Regions from separate parts of the Homo sapiens genome. Here regions 1 and 3 are each linked to region 2. A link is a contact called in ENCODE Hi-C or POLR2A ChIA-PET data. All regions are on one chromosome and are shown on one strand. The core of a region is the stretch at or near the end of the contact, and the rest is flanking DNA. Distances in the headings are between cores, read along the strand shown. Region 1 overlaps LYZL1 (lysozyme like 1). Region 2 overlaps LOC107984174 (a long non-coding RNA gene). Region 3 has its middle 32 kb from the start of LYZL1.

Evidence for each region. Hi-C counts contacts between places; a loop is a spot of excess contacts on that map. ChIA-PET counts read pairs that join two places held with the same protein, here RNA polymerase II (POLR2A). Pooled maps may share reads with other maps.
Region 1: a loop to region 2 is called in a map of A673, with 2.3 times the contacts of the local background. The contact joins two enhancer-like sites. A Hi-C loop is called at or near these places in 1 of 168 maps with a recorded cell type or tissue (A673) and 2 of 50 pooled maps. POLR2A ChIA-PET finds 5 or more read pairs at or near these places in 2 of 52 experiments (H1 and HCT116).
Region 3: a loop to region 2 is called in a map of Caco-2, with 5 times the contacts of the local background. The contact joins two enhancer-like sites. A Hi-C loop is called at or near these places in 1 of 168 maps with a recorded cell type or tissue (Caco-2). POLR2A ChIA-PET finds 5 or more read pairs at or near these places in 1 of 52 experiments (activated CD4-positive, alpha-beta T cell).

The regions. Positions count from the first base shown.
Region 1 is chr10:29,302,654-29,306,287 of GRCh38, forward strand. All of the region lies in intron 3 of LYZL1 (lysozyme like 1), which reads left to right. Among named protein-coding and RNA genes, the nearest start is that of LYZL1, 15 kb to the left of the region's middle. RefSeq lists an enhancer at 1-277. Within about 2 kb of position 2,103, at least 5 of the 41 ENCODE cell types and tissues checked have a DNase peak (open chromatin) inside an H3K27ac peak, as active enhancers do.
Region 2 is chr10:29,063,485-29,066,826 of GRCh38, forward strand. All of the region lies in intron 2 of LOC107984174 (a long non-coding RNA gene), which reads left to right. Among named protein-coding and RNA genes, the nearest start is that of C10orf126, 220 kb to the left of the region's middle. Within about 2 kb of position 1,372, at least 2 of the 41 ENCODE cell types and tissues checked have a DNase peak (open chromatin) inside an H3K27ac peak, as active enhancers do.
Region 3 is chr10:29,255,772-29,259,218 of GRCh38, forward strand. No RefSeq gene overlaps it. Among named protein-coding and RNA genes, the nearest start is that of LYZL1, 32 kb to the right of the region's middle. Within about 2 kb of position 1,545, at least 9 of the 41 ENCODE cell types and tissues checked have a DNase peak (open chromatin) inside an H3K27ac peak, as active enhancers do.

The sequences.
Region 1 (3,634 bases), core at 853-3,352, 240 kb after region 2:
GTTCCCTACAGGGGAAATTCCCTTCTGGAGACAGCTTTGTTTGAATGAGCTGGCCTTCAGTGTGAATGCTGAGGCTCATCGTGTTGACTGGCCAGTCACCATAGTTGCCGTACCCCGCGGACACAGTTGCTTCCTTGCCTACCTATCCTGCCTCATATGCAACATTGTTGAGTGTCTAGACTATGTGTCTTCCTTTAAAGAGTGTTGAATTTCTTTTCCAACCAGCTAAGTTTATTCTGATCAGCGTAACTCTTAAACTTTGTTAGTGAAGTTCTGGAGTAGTTTTTAGGGTAGGGCTAGTTTAGTCCCACTACCAAGGCATAACTAAGCATCCAGTGTCTCTTTTGAATGTGCTGAGGATTCAGCAAGGTCTATTCCCTTGGGCTAGTCAGAAATCAAATGTCTTCCAGCCCCGCGAGGTCTGTAATTGCCCTGTTCCCTGGGGTAGTTCTCTGCCTAGCCCTGTGGAAATTTACCTGTGCATACCCAGTTTAGCCTTCAGTCAAAGACTGGGTGGAATCCCTTTGCAGATTTCTGCTGCTCTTCTTCTGGGTAGCTCCTGCCTCCCAGGTATTCTCCACAAAATCTGAGCTGCCTTGGCGTCTGATGTCTGTCTCCTCCTCTTAGATGGCCATCCCCTGCCTGGTTCTACCTTCCTGGTCTGCAGAGCTCCTCTGGGCAGAAAGTCATGGCAGTCACAGGGTTCACTGTGTTTTTCTCTCTCTCAAAGATCATGATCCTGCATTGCCAGTTGTCCATATCCGAAAACAATTTTTCATCTATTTTGTCTAGTCTTCTGGTTGTTTACAGTGGGAAGAGAAATCTGTGACTCCATCGTGGTCATGTTGGACTTTAAATGCAGATTACTAATTTAACATTGTTCAGTTTCATTCCAGTTAAGGAAGCCTGGGGCAAAGGTCTATCTGCAAGACAATCTTAGATTCTAAGAAATTAAAGTGTTGGACGGTTCATGGTCAGAGGTAAAAGGACACTCATATCTGTTTTCTTATCGTGAAGAGCATGGGATTTTGGGGGATAGCCTTAAAATAGAAAACAAGATGTTGGTTTTATAACTAACCACCCTCCATGAAAGGCCTCCCTTAGCCTCAGGCCAGAGAGTTTTTTATTAGAACAATGTCATTCTGTCCCACATATTACAGAAGTAGGGACATTTGTCATGGGAAACTGAAAAAAAGTTAGCATTAGGGTGTGTTTACAAGGTACGTGACGTTATATGCATGTACAGCATGGATACACTTCATGATCTTTTTCTTCTTTTTGTTTTTGGTAGAGAAGGGGGTCTCGCCATGTTGCCCAAGCTAGTCTCAAACTCCTGGGCTCAAGCGATCCTCCCATCTTGACCTCCCAAAGTGCTGGGATTACAGGCGTGAGCCACTGCACCTAGCCCGTGACCATTTTCTGAAGCTGGACAGTCTCCTCACTCTCATTCCAAATTGTATTCCTAAAATGCCTTCCTACTTTCCCTAAACTATTTGGACAGAAAATTGATGCTATATTCATATATACAAAGCATACATAAGCACACACGTTCATATACCTACACATATACATACACACAGTGTACAAAATGCCTGATGTGATGACAGTATTTACCCCCAACAGCACAGATTTCATTAAAATAAGAGCATTTGAGGAAAAAATGATTATTGACTCTCTATCTAGTGTAGTCTAGTGCACTTATATTAATTTTATTTTTCATCACCCTGGTATCTGAATTGGCCTTTGTCATCTCACAGGGGAAAGAGATGAACATCGAGGGTGTGTGGCTGCTAGATTTCACTTGGGAGGCAGGAGGATGCCGAGGAGAGACACAGATACTTTGAAGTAGAACTAACATAACTGAAAATAGGACTGAAGCTCTTTTTGTGTAAATTGTTGCTGTTTTCTGTTGGATGTGGAAGAATAAACGATTCTTTGCTGTTCAACATAACCCTTTCTTTATTCATGTTTGACAGGACAGACTGTCTATTTAAAGTAAATTGAGCAGAAACAATTACTGGCAAGAGTCCTCATTTAAAAAGTGCCATCTGAACTCATTTCTGCCCCTCTGCTGCCCTTCTGTGGCTATTTCTTGTAACAACACCTCAGTGCTCAGGGCTGGGAGGCAGGAGGGAGCTCTTGATTTCCCAGCCCCTACTTTCCCTAACATATTTTCCCAAGCAAATTCAGTCAAGTCCAACTTTCAAAACATCCCAACTGCGCAACTAAATGCTATAACAAAGTAGGAGGAGACAAACAACTGTACTCGGTGTCCACTTCCTGGTCCAATATGGCCCCACCGTCCCAGAAATCCTTACAGGGCATCCACAATCAAACTGCCCTGCCCCTAGTACAAAATGTGCTCTTTCTGTACATGCCTGGGATGACCTCCAATCCCAGAATAATAGAATGTGATCTGCTTCCTCCTCACTATGTATTATATAATCTGTGTCCCTCCAACCTCTAGAGACCGCCCCAAACCCACATCTCCCAGAAAATATGCTAGACTACTTCCAAACACAAACCACAGTGTCTCAGCATTTATCAAGCACCCGAAATAAAGTGTCTCTAAGTAACTTGAACATGTATCAGGTACCAAATGCTTAAATTTGGATAACCTCATAGATAATTACTTGAAAAATTAATAAAGTATATTTTAATTATTAACTTTATTAACATATAGTGTTTTATGAGCAGGAATCTTTGCTTAAGTGACTTCTGTTGGAAGAAGAGATCAGAGGAAAACAGAATTTAAGCCCCCTATCAGAATACAGGCTCATTAACTGGGTGTGTGACCTTGGTTTATGGGGATAAAATGGTACCCACAGAAATGGTTGTTCAGAGAACTGATGGAGATTTTGCGTGAAGAGATTTAACATGTGCCTGACATAGAGTAAGATTTCTATAAAACATAAGCTAGTAGTAATAGCTATTATTATCTGAAATATTTATATGTCAAGAAGATAGGCAGGAGATTTTATAAGCTGATATAGCTTTAGTTTTCACTGTAGAATTGTAAACCAAATGCCAGCGAATTTGCATATGTTGTTTCAATTGCTATCTCTTACTGATGATATATTTTGTCAGTTTTTCTCCTGGTTAATAGAATTTTGTTTTAAATAAAAATTAAGTCACATTCAGAATAAATTTGCTTAAAAGAAATCTGTCACTACCTTTATCTTCTAGTGAAGCTGAACTGAGAAAGCCACAAAATTAGCAACTCAGGGAAATAGCATGCTCGAGGGAAAATTCCACTTCCAACAGAGTTAACAAAATAATCTGGTATTACAATGTTCTACTGAAATGCAACATTTTATGCTAGCATTTTTTACAATTATTTTTTTCTGGTATCAAAAATAGTGCATTTCTACTGTAAACAAATTTTAGAAAATACGCAGCAAAGACTTAAGAGCATTGGTGATCCCACAGTTAAGAGCCAATCCTTCTTAAAGTATTAGTGAATTAATGACTGTCTTTTTTTTCTAAACCAGTGCTGTCTAATAGAAGTTTCCGTGATGATGAAAATGTCTTCCATCTGTGCTGTCAAACATGAGAACCACTAGCCATGAGTGGCTATAAAGTATCTGAAATGTAGCTAGAAAAAATAAGGAACTTGGCCGGGCGCGGTGGCTCA
Region 2 (3,342 bases), core at 122-2,621:
GCACCCCTCAAGAGTGCCTTGCTGGAGTATGTTCTCACATGCCTTTCAGATATCCCCTGGCCCCACACTTTGGAAATACAGTCAGGCGTGGTGACTCACGCCTCTAATCCCAGCACTTTGGGAGGCCAAGGCGGGCAGATCACCTGAGGTCAGGGGTTCGAGACCAGCCTGGCCAATGTGGTAAAACCCCATCTCTACTAAAAGTACAAAAATTAGCTGGGCATGTGGTGGCACCTGTAATCCCAGCTACTCAGGAGGCTGTGGCAGGAGAATTGCTAGAACCCAGGAGGCAGAGGTTGCAGTGAGTCGAGATTGCGCCATTGCACTCCAGCCTGGGCAACAGAGTGAGACTCTGCTTCCAAAAAACAAAAACAAAAACAAAAACAAAAAACCCCCGAAATACTAGAATGTTAAGGGGACCTAGAAAACTTTGATTATTGACATCACTCAACTTCATCCTTGAAGAATGAGAAAGAGCTCAGCCTCCCTGAAAGGAAGTGACTGTTTAGATAAGGATGAGCAAAACAGAGGTACTGTTAGCAAGAAAGAAATGGGGCAATGCATATTGGAGAGGGACCCTAGAGCATAGGTCTCAATGGCAAAGTCAGTAATAATTAAAATGAATCATCAAAAAAAAGGTGCAAGTGCCCTGCCTTGGATTTTCCGTAACTCAACACCTCTGGATTCAGATCTGATTTCAACTGGAATCCATGTCATGGTGTGGTCTCCCCCACATTGACTCATAACTATAAGCTGAGTTTTGGTGAAGTGAATCTAATTTTCCCTTTGATTTATTTTATGATAAGCTTTCCCCACATTTTCCTGTAGTCTGAATTTAAAACAGTTTGTAAGAGTGTGATTAAGCAATGGATCAAGTCCACAAAATATTGGGCGATATAACACTTCATCCTTCTGGAAGTGCTTTGTAACTGCAGACACTTTTCCTGACTCACTATCTGTCCTCCTTGGGTCGCCACTGTTGTTCAAACTCTGCAAATCTTTGAACTGTCTGACTCCATACTTATCATTTCTGCCCCTGCACTCTCATTCTCTTCTTTTGTCTGAGAGTGGAGAATGTCTGAGAGATTGCATCACAGTCACGTTAACCCTTGGTACTGCACAGCCTAACAGGATAAGAAAGGTTCAGTCTGGATAGGAACTAGAGCAATCAGACATCTATTCATATCTCAACGTCCTTTTGTCTGAAGGATTTTGGTTTTAGAAAATTAATTTGTGCTCTAATGTATCAACTTGGCAAGTTAGAAATCTGTAAACCAAGGTAAACAATATTTTTTGCTCTATAAAATCGTACACGTAGACACCACAGAGTGCAACTTGAAGAGTTAAAAAGTAAAACCCAGTGAGCAGCAAGCAAACTGCCTTTGCTCCCATTTGCCTTAGGGGAGAAAACTTTTCATGGTAGGGATTGCAAAACAACCAACTAAATAACTTTTACATGATTAATGGGGTGAAGGTTAGACTAAAATGTGATGTCTTCCCTCCAAAAATTAGGAAGATTTTAAAAACTCTTTCCTTTATTTAGTACAAGGAAGGCTGCAGTTTTCATTTTATTATTATTTATTTATTTACTTATTTATTTATTTTTGAGATGGAGTTTTGCTCTTGTTGCCCAGGCTGGAGTGCCAATGGCGCGATCTCTGCTCACTGCAACCTCTGCCTCCCGGGTTCAAGCGATTCTCCTGCCTCAGCCTCCTGAGTAGCTGGGATTACAGGCACGTGCCACCATGCCCAGCTAAAGTTTTTAGAAGGAAGAGTGTATTTGCTTTAGAAGAAAATGAATCTAGCCTGGCACAGTGGCTCACACCTGTAATCCCAGCAGTTTGGGAGGCCAAGGCAGGGCGATCGCTTGAGCCCAGGAGTTTGATACCAGCCTGGGCAACATGGTGAGACCCCATCTTTATAAAAAAACGCAGAAATTAGCCGGGCTTGGGGTCACACATGCCTGTAGTCCCAGCTACTTGGGAGGCTGAGGTGGGAGGATCACTTGAGCCCAGGGAGGTTGAGGCTGCAGTGAGCCATGACTGCACCACTGCACTCCAGCCTGGGATATAGAGTGAGACCTTGTCTCTAAATGAAATGAAATGAAATGAAATGAAATGAAATGAAATAAAATAAAATAAAATAAAATAAAATAAGGGAATCTCCAGAATTTCAGTATTTTAGCAGCAAATATCAGGAGTATTAGCCAAATCAATGAAAACTAGGATAAATAACATATGTTTAAATTTTAAGACAAAGTTTTGATTATGGGAATTAAGAAGTCTGTGCTACTAACATATCCTCTGTGATTATAGGAAGGCACATTAAGGTACAAACTCATATCAAAGGAGGAAATAGACAAGTATGGAACAGACATAAAGACAGTTACATAGATGAAGGAAATATTGGGATGTTGATGTAGGAAAAGAACATGGTCCAGGCCTTCTTGATGTATTTTGCAAAGGTTCATAACAAGCATGCTATGCCTTTCTATCATTTGTGGTTACTTAATAAATGGTACATAGTTCATTCTATACATGGTTCAGTTCTTCTAAACTAATTTTTTGTTCTTTATTTAAAAACAAAATTGTAAGTTTGAAAAAAAAAAAGTACAAGTCTTCCAGGGGTGCAGAAATGGGTTGAGGCAAATGATTTTTGTAGCTGAGAATCTGGACCCTCAAGTTGGCAAACAAGCTAGTTGACATCAGATTGGGTGTATACAGGGCCTGCTCTTGTTTGTTTCTGTTCCAAGGTTACACAGATGCACTTATAAACTGACCAAGTAGTGCAGAGGGAGGAGGCCCCCTTTTAAAGATCCTTTTAAAGAAACTGCTTCTATATTGATCCAATTTTTTTAAAAGTGAAGAAAGCGATTATACCTTGGCTGGGTGCAGTGGTTCACACCTGTAATCCCTATGCTTTGGGAGGCTGAAGCAGGAGGATCGCTTGAGTCCAGGAGTTCATTCAAGACCAGCTGGGGCAACATAACGAGACTTCATCTCTATAAATTTTTTTGAAAAAATATAAACAGGTGTGGTGACATGCTTCTGTAGTTCTAGTTATTCAGGAGGCTGAGGCAGGAGGATTACTTGAGCCCAGGAGTTTGAGGTTACAGTGAACTATGATTGTGCCATTGCACTCCAGCCTAGGTGGCAGAGCGATGGCCTGTCTCTAAAGAAAGAAAGAAGAAAACTGTTATACCTGTTTTTTTTTCTTGGGATCCTATGTTTGAATTCATTGCCAACATTTTCTTACCAGGTAGATATAAAGCTTTTACAAGGTTATTCATGGCTATTTGAATACATCCTTTATTTGTTTCTCTATTCCCCTGTCCATCTTCTT
Region 3 (3,447 bases), core at 295-2,794, 190 kb after region 2:
TAATGGATGTAATGTCACATTTTGGCATCTGGAAGACCTTATTTCCTTTGCCAGTCCTCTCTGTTGGGGAGATGTAGGGAGAGAGGGAGAGAGCCTGGACAGTAGGGGTTGTGAGGGGTTGAGATGGTGAGCTTTGTTTAATGTGCTCAATTGCCCTGATTTGGGGGTCAGGACCCACTACTCGAAGTTAGCTGGGATCTTGTAAATTTTCTGAATCAGACTAGGAGGGTCTTGTGTGACTCATGGCATGTTTCCATTTCCAATTAAAGGAAAGATTTCAGGGGTGCCTGTAGCTCAACTCCTTCTTTTTGTTACCCCACCTTCTCCACGAGCCAATCTAATTTCCAATTTATGAACCGTGTGTCCTACGGAAGGACCGCAAACTTCAAGAGGGTTTCGCCCACAGTCCCACCTACTCAGCTTTACTAAATGTCATGAAAAGTTTGTTTCCAAGCAAATCCCAGTAATTCATGTAATTGAAACACACAGAAGCTTGTCTAGAAACAGGAACATTGACGGAAGATGTTAGGCAAAATATTAAGACAGCCAAAGCTGCTTACTGAGATGTGCAAGTGACTCGCAGGGGGACAGACATGCCACTTCAGCACCAGAAGGTTTTAATTTAAACAATATGATTCCATGACCACCACCCTTACCCAGTCTTCCGCCTTCCCACACCTGAACTCCAAAGAAGTTTGAATGCAAGGGGAATTTAAATAAAAGTGTTCAAAGGAAAAGGCATTGAGAAACGCTCAAGTGGACAAGTGTTTTGTTTGTTTTTGTTTTGTTTTTATTTTTGCAGAGGTTTTCAGAAATGTAACTTTCATTAGTGCCCATGTGAGCTGTCCTGCCTAAAGCCAGCTATTGAGCAAGTTGAGTAAATCCCCCTAAGGTAGGAAACAAAGTCCTCTCTCTTTACATTAAAAGGAAGAAAAATTTAACAGCAGAGTCCAGACATACCACAAGGCTCGCTTCATAAATAAAGGGTTTTATTTAGGAGATAAGGTGAACTCTGGGGATCTGTAACAGTTCCTTTCTGTGAGATAAATGCTATGGCATTTGTAGAAAATAAAACTCTCAGAGAAACCAAGACTTTTCTTGTCAAAACAAGGAGATTATTTTCTAGCAACTAAGTTCATTCTCTTTGACCTTGCCTGCCATTAGGGTAAAGGAGATAATAAAAGAGAAAGGGGGAGATTGAATCAGATAGCTAATGTGCAAAGAGAATAAGACAGATATTTAAATATTTCTGGAGAATTCTGCTCCAGTGAGATGCTTTTAGAAAAAGAAAAAAAAAAAAAAGATGCATTCTCCATTGCTCCCAACTGGATTGCAGAAATAGCACAAGATTACTTGGAATCACGTTTTATTTTTATTTACGATCTGGAGTGGGAGGTGATACACGAGGGCTGACTCCTACTCCACAGCTGCACTCTCCGGGTTCTGGAGCTGAAGACATGGCGTGCTCTGGGGGGAAAGGTTAGCGCTGAGAACACATTGCTGTTTCTTGCTCGGATGTGCTGGCAAGAGGGGCCCTGGCTTTGCCTTGTAAAAGTAGCTCCGGAGCAAACCATTAGCACATCTAACCTCAATATTTTGAAATCCAGAAACAACATTGAGTCATGCTGGTCATACTATAAAGTTTTACTGCATTTTTTTAAGAAACAGAGTCAAAAACAAGCTGGGGATCATGTGAATTATCTCTTTACATGTGTCAAGCCCAGGAATTTGGCACATGGATCAAAATGATGGAATGGAGCAGGGAAGCCACCAGGAAAGTGTCATTAGAGGAAAAATCACCCTGGCTCCCGGGAATGCATGGCACTTTATCAGGCGGGGTGCCCCTTGTCTTAACCACATACCTGGCACAGTGTCTGATCTTTGGAAAACTACAGCTATAAATACCCTTCGTCCTGTACTAAAAATAGAGACTCTTTAATGTGAAAGAAGCCAGAGGAAAAAAGGATCTAGTGACATCAATGTGTGTCCAGTGTCTGTGTCATCCTGGCCATGTCTCTGTGAGATGGTGAAGCCAGGATCTTAGTGTTTTCAGGAGAAAAATGAATGAATGAACTAATCCCCTTCTGGAGAAAACTCAGGATGTGTTGATGACTGGAACTCCTTGTCAACTTTTCCCAGATGCTTTCATGAGTTCGAGGTCAATCTTTTCTGGGAACAGTCCAGCAATTTCACCCCAAGTGTCAACTTTGTAAAAATACTCGGTAGACAAGAATCCAGGAATGGTTCCTTAATCTATGGCACCCAAGGCCAAGAGAGCAGACAGTTTTCCCAGGCTGCTCAGGGTTGACTTTACTAAACCGACCATAATTCATACTAACACCTTGAATAATGAGGAGCTCTAAACACATGAGAAAATCCAATAAAGTATTTTAGAAGACAAACAAGAAGACTAGCAGTAGACTTGCAGTGCCAGGTGCTATTACAAAGCTGCAGTAATTAAACGAATATGCCAGTAGCCCCAGAATGGACAAAGAAGTCAATGGACCAGAGTAGAATGTTGAGACCAGATCCCCCCAAATTCAGTATCGTATGATAAAGGTAGCAAGGTCATTTAGAGGGGAATAGATGATTACTAAGTTGTGCCAGGATAACAGGTTGACCCTAGAAAACACGAAGTTAGAGCTTTACCTCATGGTTTACACCAAAAGAAATTCCAGATGGACTAAAAAAAAAAAATAAGGATTTAAAATAAAATCATCAAAGGAGAAAATTTAGTTGTTTGTATAGCTGTTTTACGAGAAGAGAAGGTTTTCTAAGCACGACACAAGAGGTAGAAACCATACTAGAAAAAAACGACCAGTGGGGGATGCAAAACAAACCTTCTCTACATCACACACACACACACACACACACACACACACACACACACACACAGAGAGAGAGGAGAGAGAGAGAGAGAGAGAACAATGTGTAAAGGAGGTGAACATGCAGTTCATAAGAGAAGGCATACACACAGAAGATAAAACCACGAAAAACCTCACTAATAATCAAAGAAGGGAAAATTAAAGCCATCTGTTATGCCAGGCATGGTGGCTCACACCTGTAATCCCAACACTTTAGGAAGTGGAGCCAGAGGATCGCTTGAACCCAGGGGTTCAGGACCAGCCTGGGTGACAAAGCCAGACTCTGTCCCTACAAAATAAAAATAAAAAAATTAGCCAGGCATGATGGCATGCGCCTATAGTCCCAGCTTCTCAAGAGGCTGAGATGGGAGGATCGCTTGAGTCTGGGAGGTCAAGGCTGCAGTGAGCCATGATTATGCCACTGCACAACAGCCTGGACAACAGACTGACACCTCATCTCTTAATAACAAAAGCCATGAGTTGTTATTTGGTTCTTATCAAATTGACAAGCATTTAAAATAATGCTAATGCCCAGATTGGGCAATGTAGAAAGGCAAACCCTCTCATACCCTGTGGGTGAGAA